Regions from separate parts of the Homo sapiens genome. Here region 1 is linked to region 2. A link is an interaction called in ENCODE POLR2A ChIA-PET data of the cell type or tissue named here. Cell type or tissue: MCF 10A. All regions are shown on one strand. Links, peaks and the distances in the headings refer to the core of each region. The heading gives the core; the rest is flanking DNA.

What was found. Peaks named below come from ENCODE experiments on the same cell type or tissue, not always from the same donor. Only the 100,000 strongest peaks of a DNase experiment are listed, where the experiment ranks them.
Region 1: POLR2A ChIA-PET joins it to region 2 with 5 read pairs; 5 of 35 experiments call an interaction of 5 or more read pairs at or near these places.

What each region holds. Positions count from the first base shown.
Region 1 is chr4:122,871,343-122,876,723 of GRCh38, forward strand. It overlaps FGF2 (fibroblast growth factor 2), which reads left to right. Exons shown (of 3, transcript NM_001361665.2): 2 at 4,979-5,082. Among named protein-coding and RNA genes, the nearest start is that of FGF2, 47 kb to the left of the region's middle. In MCF 10A, for the core only: no CTCF peak of the experiment used is centred there; DNase peaks (open chromatin) are centred at 2,609 and 3,089.
Region 2 is chr4:122,781,328-122,786,708 of GRCh38, forward strand. No RefSeq gene overlaps it. Among named protein-coding and RNA genes, the nearest start is that of FGF2, 43 kb to the right of the region's middle. RefSeq lists enhancers at 2,989-3,984, 4,757-5,381, 5,070-5,129, 5,227-5,381. In MCF 10A, for the core only: no CTCF peak of the experiment used is centred there; a DNase peak (open chromatin) is centred at 2,184.

The sequences.
Region 1 (5,381 bases), core at 109-5,108, 90 kb after region 2:
TCCAGAGCTGAGTTCAAGTCCTGAATATCCTTGTTAATTTTCTGTCTCATTGATCTAATACTGACAGTGGGGTGTTAAAGTCTCCCACTATTATTTCATAGGAGTCTAAGTCTCTTTGTAGGTCTCTAAGAGGCACACCCCCTCCACCAAGAGAGAAAGTGCTTCATCAAACTGGTCCTATTACCCGTGCCACCCAATTGGGTGAGACCCTCTAACAGGGGGTTGTCAGACACCCTATGCAGGAGCGATCCTACTGGCATCAGGTTGGTGCTCCTCGAGGTCAGAGGACACAGAAGAAGCAGGCACCCATCTTTGCTGTTCTCTAGCCTCCTTGAGTAACATCTCCAGGTGCAGGAGCAAATCAGATAGAATAGGGCCTAAAGTGAACCCCCAGCAAACTGCAGAAGCCCTCAGAAGAGGGACCTGACCATTGAAAGACAAAAAAAAAAAAAAAAACTAGCAGAAAGCAACAACAACAGCATCAACAACAACAAAAAATCCCCCACAAAAACCCCATTCAAGGGTCAGCAGCCTCAAAGACTGAAAATAGACAAACTCACAAAGATGAGAAAGAAATCAACGAAAAAATGATGAAAACCCAAAAGGCCAAAGTGCCTCTTCTCCTCCAAATGATCGCAATGTCTCTCCATCAAGGGTGCAGAACTGTATGGAGGATCAGATGGACGAATTGACGGAAGCAGGCTTCAGAAGATGGGTAATAAAAAACTACGCTGAGCTAAAAGGAGCATGTTCTAAACCAATGCAAAGACGCTAAGAACCTTTATGAAAGGTTAGAGGAATTGCTAACTAGAATAACCAGTTTAGAGAGGAACATAAATGACCTGATGGAGCTGAAAAACACAGCATGAGAACTTCGTGAAGCATACACAAGTATCAACACCCAAATCAACCAAGTAGAAGAAAGGATATCAGAATTTGAAGACCACCTTGCTGAAATAAGGCATGCAGACAAGACTAGAGAAGAAAGAATGTGAAGGAATGAAGAAAGCCTCCAAGAAATATGGGACTTCATAAAAAGACCGAACCTACTATCGATTGGAGTACCAGAAGAAGACAGGGAGAACAGAAACAAGCTGGAAAACACACTTCAGGATATTATCCAGGAGAACTTCCCCAACTTAGCAAGACAGGCCAACATGCAAATTCAGGAAATACAGAGAACACCACCAAGATACTCCACAAGAAGATCAACCCCAAGACACATAATCGTCAGATTCTCCAAGGTTGAAATGAAGGAAAAACTGTTAAGGGCAGCCAGAGAGAAAGGCCAGGTCACCTACAAAGGGAAGCCCATCGGACTAACAGCAGACCTCTCAGCAGAAACTCTATAAGCCAGAAGAGATTGGGGGCCAATATTCAACATTGTTACAGAAAAAAATTTTCAACCCAGAATTTCATATCCAGCCACACTAACCTTCAAAAGCGAAGGAGAAATAAAATCCTTTCCAGACAAGCAGATGCTGAGGGATTTTGTCACCACCAGGCCTGCCTTACCGGAGCTCCTGAAAGGAGCACTCAATATGGAAAGGAAAAACCGGTACCAGTCACTGCAAAAAACACACCAAAATATAAAGACCAATGACACTATGAAGAAACTGCATCAGCTAGTGTGCAAAATAACCAAATAGCAGCATGACGACAGAATCAAATTCACACATTTTGCTATTTTTCTAATTATCCTATCTGTCCTTTACCTTCTGTCTTTCCCTTTCTGCCTTCTTGGGTTAATTGAGTAGTTTTAAAATATTTCATTTTGCCCTTATAACTCAGCTGCCAAATGTTTGGGTTGGTGGGGAGCTAACCTTGCTCTTGAACTGTACTCCTGGCTTTCCACATCTTGGAAGATCTCTCTTTATCCTGCTGGTCATTGGCTTTGCATTTGGTGAAGGCTCAGTGCTTCTCAGAAGGATCACTTTCAGCCCTTTGACCTGCTCCCAGCCTTCAGTGGACTGCTGCCTTGCATTCTGCAAAGGCCCAGTGTACTTGAAGAGGATCTCTTAGCCCTTCTGTTCTGTTCCTAGCCTTTGGTGTGTGGTACTTGTGCACTGGGTGGAAGCTCTATGGGAAAGAACTGGCAGGTGGATATGGAGTTGCTCTTTGATCAGGGCTCTTCAGAATTCTAATTCCTCACATCAGCAGCTAATAAAAGTTTCTTAAAAATTCAGCTGGTTTCTTCGTGGTCCCATTTTTGGCAAGTTTATTCCTCCTTCTATCAGAGATGAAGCAGCTATGCATCTCTTTTTTGGGAAGAGGTCATCTGTATATCGAATTTATTTAGGAGATGAAGCAGCTATGCATCTCTATTTTGGGAAGAGATCATCTGTATATTGAATTTAGTTTATTTAGGTTTTTTATGCATCTCAGCTCAGATAGTTTTTATAGAAAATCTATGATTTTGTGACTTCCTCAACTTCTTGTTGTAGACTCTGGTTATTTTTAAAACTTGTAATTTAAAAATTATATGCCAATGGAAACACTCTTCAAGAATCTTACATGTAATGCTTATTGCTTAGTGGTTTAATGAATGACAACAATCCCTGAGTGTGGGAATAGTTGAGGTCTACAAAAGGTTAATGAGTAAATGAATTATGTTTACTTTGGGTATTGAGTCACTGGTACTGATCTGGCCATACACGAATATCCCTAATCACCCTCATGACTAGTAATACACATTTATAAGATGGTGGACCAGAGCTGGGCTAGCGTTGATTGATAAGGGACAGAAAGAAAGTATAGCGATTGATTATTCAGCCTTGCCTCATGGGCATTTGTACATCCTTATGAGTTAAAGTGAGATGCAAATGCATTCTTCATTAAAATGGCTTATCTGAATCATTTTAGAGCTGTATGCAATAATTTGCTTATACTCATTAAGATAAGTTTGGTTATGTTGATTAAAAACAAAGCTTATTTTCTGCATTTTCCAATAATATTGTAAAAAATACTTCATACCCTTCATTGTTTGGGTTTCATGTCTTCATTACATTCCTTTTACTTCGTATTATCTTTTAAGATTTTGTAGAAGAATTTCACTTGGGTAACTGTAGGCTTAAATGATGCAATGCTTTCTGGAATCCAGGGGTGACTGACACACAGAGGTGACTCAGACATGAAATGTTCAACAAAATTCTAAGATTGTCTTTTTTTTAAATTGTAAATTCTTAAACATTCATAAAAGTAGTGAGATTAGAATAATGAAATCCTGTGCTTCTAATGACTGTTAACACAAGTGAATCTTATTTATCCTATCCACTTTATTAAAAATTTAGTTATCTATTATTTAAAATAATATATTAGCTTATTTTAAAGCTAATCCCAGATATTATGTTTCATTTTGCATGTCTGTTGCTGTCTTGGTAGGAAAAATTTTAAAACATAAATTACTATGACATAATGATATCTAACAAAGTTAATTATTTAAGAAACTTTCAAAAGTTGCTTTTTCATGCCGTTTCCCTAGCTACCTATAAACACCTGGAAATTATATTTATTTTATATTTCTAATGTTATTCAAATGATAATATGCTGATTTCTAAAATTGCATTTTTTTCTGTTGCTCTCAAGAATATCCTAAACATATCCATAGGATGTGGGATGACCTATGAAAATAGTCTGGACAAACATTTATCTTGTTTATCTTATGATAAGCAGAGTTCTGAGAAGTTTGGTAATAAAGAGTTAACTTGGTTTAACTAAGATTTTCCTAAATTATTTGACACCAGAACCTATTTTTTATTTAACATCTGTTAGCAAAAATATATTTGGGGGAATATTGTTCTAGGCAGGAGAATGCTGCCTCTGAATAGCAAAATAATCTTTACTTCATTTTTATTTCAATTAATTAGGTAATTATTTGTCCATATTACATTATCATCATAATTAAGTAATTTTTTTTTGTTTTTCTGTAATCTGCTTAATATTGATAATGTGGTGTGACAAGTCATCTTTCTCAGGATCTTATTTTATGAAAATCTTTCATCACACTTATTTTATGAAAATCATTTGCTGTGTAAGCAAATTAAGTATAAGCATTTTGTGTTTCCACTAGATAGATATTTGCACACAAAAAAATAGACATCAAAATCCCATATAGAAAGCTAAATGCATCTATAGTTCATTGAAGAGGAAGCTAGAAATAAGATGTGTAGAAGTCAAAGAAATAGGGCCGGGCGCGGTGGCTCATGCCTGTAATCCCAGCACTTTGGGAGGCCAAGGCAGGTGGGTCACGAGGTCAGGAGATCGAGACCATCTGGCTAACATGGTGAAACCGCGTCTCTACTAAAAATACAAAAAATTAGCTGGGCGTGGTGGTGGGCATCTGTAGTCCCAGCTACTTGGGAGACTGAGGCAGGAGAATGGTGTGAACCTGGGAGGCAGAGGTTGCAGTGAGCCGTGATTGTGCCACTGCACTCCAGCCTGGGTGACAGAGAGAGACTCCGTCTCAAAAAGTCAAGGAAATACAGCTCAAATTATAACAGTGAATAACTAGATTTTGTTTCATTTGTGAAGAATTGGCAAATAACTTTTAAATAGTTTCAACATAGGCAGTAGCATGGGAATTCTCCTACACTTTTATGTACCCTTAAAATATGTTCACTTTAAAAAATGTAAATAGTTAACAGGGGCGATTGAAAGCTAACTGCCCAACAAAGGAAACAATTCTCCGTGTGTCCCCCTTCTCTGCTCACCCTGTGACACCTTCTCTGCTCACCCTGTGACACAGGAGCGACAAGGAACTCACAAGGCACTGGTGCCCTAGTAGTTCTGCATCTCATCCTCTCTCATACAGTTTAGTTGACATCTGCTCCCTGTCACTCACCCATACCCCCAACCTCACCAATCCTCCAAAGTGGATTAGTTGTTGCTTAGGTGTGTTTTGTCTTTATATTGCGTAAATATTGTGAAGAAGGCTCTTTCCTCTGTGGTGCTACAAAGATAATTTTTTTTCCCGTTACAGTCAAGCTACAACTTCAAGCAGAAGAGAGAGGAGTTGTGTCTATCAAAGGAGTGTGTGCTAACCGTTACCTGGCTATGAAGGAAGATGGAAGATTACTGGCTTCTGTAAGCATACTTTCTGTTTTCACACGTTTTTTGTTAGCTTTTATTGCTGTTAATTTACCAGCATTGTTGTTTATCAAATCTTTATAAAGGATTTTACGTGTATCATCGTCATAGTCACCCTGTAAAATAGGGAGTATTTTCTTTATTTCACAGATGCAAAAACTGATGTGCTGAGGGAGTAAGTAAAGTAAGAAAACACAGCTCATATAAAGTAGAGACTGGATTGGGCTGGAGGCATTCCTGACCTCTAAGTCACTGCTTTTACTCTGCAAAACTATTAAGCTATAATTTAAAAAAAA
Region 2 (5,381 bases), core at 160-5,159:
AAAACCACAAATTAATATTTTGTACCTTCCCTAATAATTACTATGTAATAGTATCTTGTTATGATTAAGACAATAATATCTACACAGAAAGAACAAAAAAAAAAAACTGGTATTCAGATCCATTATCAGGAAAAAAAAAAGGAGAAAAATGTATTTTCCTTCTCATCTATAGCAAATATGGCAAGAAGTTTCTTAACACACTTAGAAGAAAAAGAAAAGTGAAGTTAAAAAAGAGAAAAAGAAGGACACTGTCCAAGCTCAGAAGATTCTTGACTTCGATGAAGTTGTAATATAAACAGTTTAGGGGAACATGGGATTTAAAAGCAATTTTAAGTGTTGGAAAGCAAACAGCATTTCCATGAGACTATCATTGGACCATTTACCAATGTCAGTTCCCGCTTTTAGAGCTAATCATGAGCCTTCCATTACAAGTTCCTAGCCAAGCTGATCTAGTCCAGCTTAAGGTTTGTAGTACATCCTTTCCCAAGTCAACAAAACAAAACAGAACAACAACAAATACTGTCACTAAATGAACATTTCATTAGATATCCCTTTCCCAGCTAGATTTTTTCTTGCCCTGTTACAAAATTAAACAAGTTATTTCTTCTGGGTTCCATGTTTGAAACTCTCCGGTAGATAGGGTTGTTGTAAAGATCAAAAAGACACTGTATATGCAAGCACTTTTAAACATACGAAGAATCATACAAATATATGACAAATAGTATTACCAAAGCCACATTGTAATATGCGGATTTTTTCCTTTTGTTTTCATTTTTCTCTTTTATTCCATTACTATTTTCTTAATAACCAAAACTGCTATGTCGGAATTATAAACTGCTATGTTGAAGTTCAGTTAGGTTGAAAACGAACATTTTTGGTTTTGGCTTTCAGTAAAACTAACAAAAGTACTCAACATTGCAAATTTTTACCCTCAATCGAGGCTGATGTGCTAAAAAAGATCAGAAAACAGAATCTAAAGATGCCATTTTCTAAAAAGTAGTTTTTCTCCTCAGTTTTAATGATTATGAGTTTCTTTTGTTGTTCTTGTTGCTGTCATTAAAACTGCCATGGAAGTAAAATTCCATAAAATGGCATGCATTCCATAGAAATCTCAATTTATACTTCAGGGCAATTTGAGTTGTTACAAATACCATTTTACTGGAAAGAAATCAGTGGCCATGATAAATTATTTATTTTCTTAGTGTTTGCAAACAAAAACCTCTTTTGAGAAACAGGGTATGTATAAAAGAAGGTAAAGAAAACAAGAACAAATTGTCAGATGCCTACAGACACAGGGAGTATGGTCTGTGGTTTGTGTCTCATTCCTAGGGGGTTCCGCTTAGAAGAGGTACTACAGCAAGCACACAGTTTGTGTATTAAACATGTAAAAATGAAAAGCCAAAGTCTGGGCCAGGCGTGGTGGCTCACACCTGTAATCCCAGCACTTTGGGAGGCTGAGACAGGCAGCTCACCTGAGGTTGGGAGTTTGAGACCAGCCTGACCAACATGAAGAAACCCTGTCTCTACTAAAAATACAAAAATTAGCCAGGCATGGTGGCACATGCCTGTAATCCCAGCTACTTGGGAGGCTGAGGCAGGAGAATCGCTTGAACCCAGGAGGCAGAGGTTGCGGTGAGCAGAGATCGTGCCATTGCACTCCAGCCCGGCCAACAAGAGCGAAACTCTGTCTCAAAATACACACATACATACATACATACATACATACATACATACAAAAATACAAAAATTAGCCAGGCGTGGTGGCGGGCGCCTGTAATCCCAGCTACTCAGGAGGCTGAGGCAGGAGAACCATTTGAACCCGGGAAGCAGAGGTTGCAGTGAGCCGAGATCACGCCATTGCACTCCAGCCTGGGTGACAGGGTGAGACTCCGTTTCAAAAAGGAAAGGGAAAGGGAAAGGGAAAGGAAAGGAGAAAAGAAAAGGGCAGAAAATATGTAACACACCTTAGAAAAATTTGTAACTCAAAGGACTAAAATGTTTATCAAAGCACTGTGCTAGAGCTTGCTGGCCAGTTTACACTCTGTATTGGTCAGTTCTTCTGTATAGAGGTTTCATAAAAAGTCAAATGCGCATTCCTCACTGTTGCCATTGCCAAAATTCCTAAAATTCCTGTCCACACTAATAGGAGCTATTGTCATCCTAATGACTCTAGCTCCACCAGGGATCCAGAGCCAAGGATGCCAAACTAGTGACACAGAGGCAGCTAGTGCTGCCCGTGCTTTCCCCTCAGTACCCAGGGCCCTCGCCTTGCTGTGTGCCTGCCAGGTCTTGCTGCTATCATCTCCTTTTCACCCCATTGAAACTTCCTCCTCAGGCCAGCCTCTGTGGTTTAGGCAGTGTAAAATTCTGATAATTTCTTTGGAGTTAATAAGCTAATGAGAAAAGTAAAATGAGCCTTCCTCTATCCTAGCAAACGGGCCCAACTTCACAGCAACCTTCTGGAGCTATGTGACAGTGCTGTTAATTGAATCTGTCTCATGCAAAAAAGAAACAGCAATTATGCAGTTCACTGTGAATAGAGCCCCGTGCTAAGCTTTGCTGGGGGCATTTAAAATTGTGTGAGACATTGGAGCGATCTTCACAAGCTTCAGTCTGGAGAAGAAGATAAACATGAGCACTGCTACCTACAATTAAAGTAAACATGTTACCAAACCAATCTGGCCACTGTGCAAGCCTGACCATGCAAAAAAGCCCTGTGCACTTCATCCTGGACCTCTCTGAGAACCATGAAGGCTGTGAGAACTCTGTGAATGGGACCTCCCTTCAGCAACTGAAGCCAGTGTGATGATCAGCTAAAAAGAAGAGTTTAAAATCTTTTTAGAGCCAACCAGAGATATGAACTCAGAATCTGGCTTCACTTGGTGAATTTCCTCCTTCCTCCTCCACACCTAGCCCTTTAAATTCCTGCTCCTAGAAATCAGCTGAAGTAATTTCTTAAATGCCATGTTAAATTAAGTTTAGCCTAAAGGTGCCTCCTTTCATATTTTAAATTCACCCTAAAGGTTTCTCTGCAAGTGATGAACTGTAACCTAACTGGATGTGTAAAGAGACTGCAACCTATTCTTGTACCATTACCAAGTTTCTGCAAATCAAAGGCAGCCAACTGTTCAAACCGATTTTAAGTAAGGCAAATGCCAAGATGTAACCAATCCAGTTGTTTTTCTGTAGGTCACATTTTTTCTGTCTGTAAATACTCTCCAATCACATGGCAACACTGGAGTCTCTCTGAACATATTCTGATGTGGGGGGCTGCCAAATTCACAAATTGTTCTTTGTTGAATTAAACTCTGTTAAATTTGATTTGTCTACATTTTTTTTCTTTTTGTTTAAAGTTTTCTCTTTTAACAGATGTCATCAAAAGTGGGACCCCTGCTAGAACTGATAAATGAATTTATTAAAGTTTCAGGATACAAAATCAATGTATACAAATCAGTAGCATTGCTATACACCAATAGCAGTCAAGCTGAGAAATCAAGAACTCAACCTCAGCCAGGTGCAGTGGCTCACGCCTGTAATTGCAGCACTTTGGGAGGCCGAGGCGGTGGAACACTTGAGGTTAGGAGTTCGAGACCAGCCTGGCCAACATGGTGAAACCCCATCTCTACTAAAAATACAAAAAATTACCTGGGCATTGTGGTGGGCAACTGTAATCCCAGCTACTTGGGAGGCTGAGTCACGAGCATCACTTGAACCCAGGAGGCGGAGGTTGCAGTGAGCCGAGATCACGCCATTGCACTCCAGCCTAGGCAACAAGAGTGAAACTCATCTTAAAACAACAACAACAACAAACTAAAAAAAGAACTCAACCTTTTACAATAGCTGAAAAAAACAAAACAAAACAAAACCACAAAAAAAACACCAAGGAAGGTGAAAGGAAGTGAAAGACCTATACAAGGAAAACTACAAAGCACTACTGAAAGAACTCATAGACCACACAAACAAATGGAAACACATCCCATGCTCATGGGTAAGTAGAATCAATATTGTGACGATGACCATACTGCCAAATGCAATCTACAAATTGCAGTCTCCATCAAAATACCACCATCATTCTTCACAGAACAAGAAAAAGCAATCTTAAAATACACATGGAACCAAAGAAGTGTCCGCATAGCTACAGCAAGACTAGGCAAAAAGAACAAATCTGGAGGCATCACATTCCCCAATTTCAAGCTATATTATAAGGCTATAGTCACCAAAACAGCATGGTCCTAGTATAAAAATAGGCACATAGACCCATGGAACAGAATAGAGAACCCAGAAATAAAGCCAAATATTTAAGCCAACTGATCTTCAACAAAGCAAACAGAAACATAAAGTGGGGAAGTTCACCCTATTCAACAAATGGTGTTGGAATAATTGGCAAGCCACAGGTAGAAGAATGAAACTGGAATCCTCATCTCTCACCTTATACAAAAATCAACTCAAGATGGATCAAAGACTTAAGTTTAAGACCTGAAACCACAGAAATTCTAGAAGAAAACATCAGAAAAACCCTTCTAGACATTGGCTTAGGCGAAGACTTCATGACCAAGAACCCAAAAGCAAATGCAACAACAATAAAGATAAACAGATAGGGCTTAATTAAACTAAAAAGCTCCTGCACAACAAAATAAATAATGATCAGAGTAAATAGACAACCTACAGAGTGAGAGAAAAATCTTCACAAACTGCATCAACAAAGGAATAATATCCAGAACCTACAAGAAACTCAAGCAAATCAGCAAGAAAAAAAAAATAACCCCATCAAAACATGTGCTAAGGACATGAATAGACAATTCTCAAAAGAAGATATGCAAATGGCCAACAAACATATAAAAATATGCTCAACATCACTAATGATCAGGGAAATGTAAATCAAAACCACAATGCAATATCACCTTACTCCTGCAAGAAACGCCATAGTAAAAATGAAATTTAAAAAAAAAGGAGATTGGCATGTTAGATATGAGTTCTAAATTTCTTCTCAAAGAATCAATATGTCAGTATGTTCAATTCTTTGCCTTCTACTTTTAAACTTAACTTCCTTATAAAGGGACTTTTTTCAATTACTTGCTCCACCCTGACTCATTTCAATCACCTGCTCCACCCTGACTCATTTCAATCACCTGCTCCACCCTGACTCATTCCAATTACCTGCTCCACTCTGACTCATTCCAATTACCTGCTACCTGCTTCCCCTTACTCATTCTCCACCCCTCATAACCATTTTCTCCCATCAAACCACCACCCTGTTACTGTCTTTAAATTAGCCAATCGGAATTAGTTTAGCCTGTGCGGTCTAACCCTAGCCAATAGGGGAATGACACAGCATCAGGGGCCACGTGCGTCAGGAATAAGAACCCCTTTCCCTCCCTCGT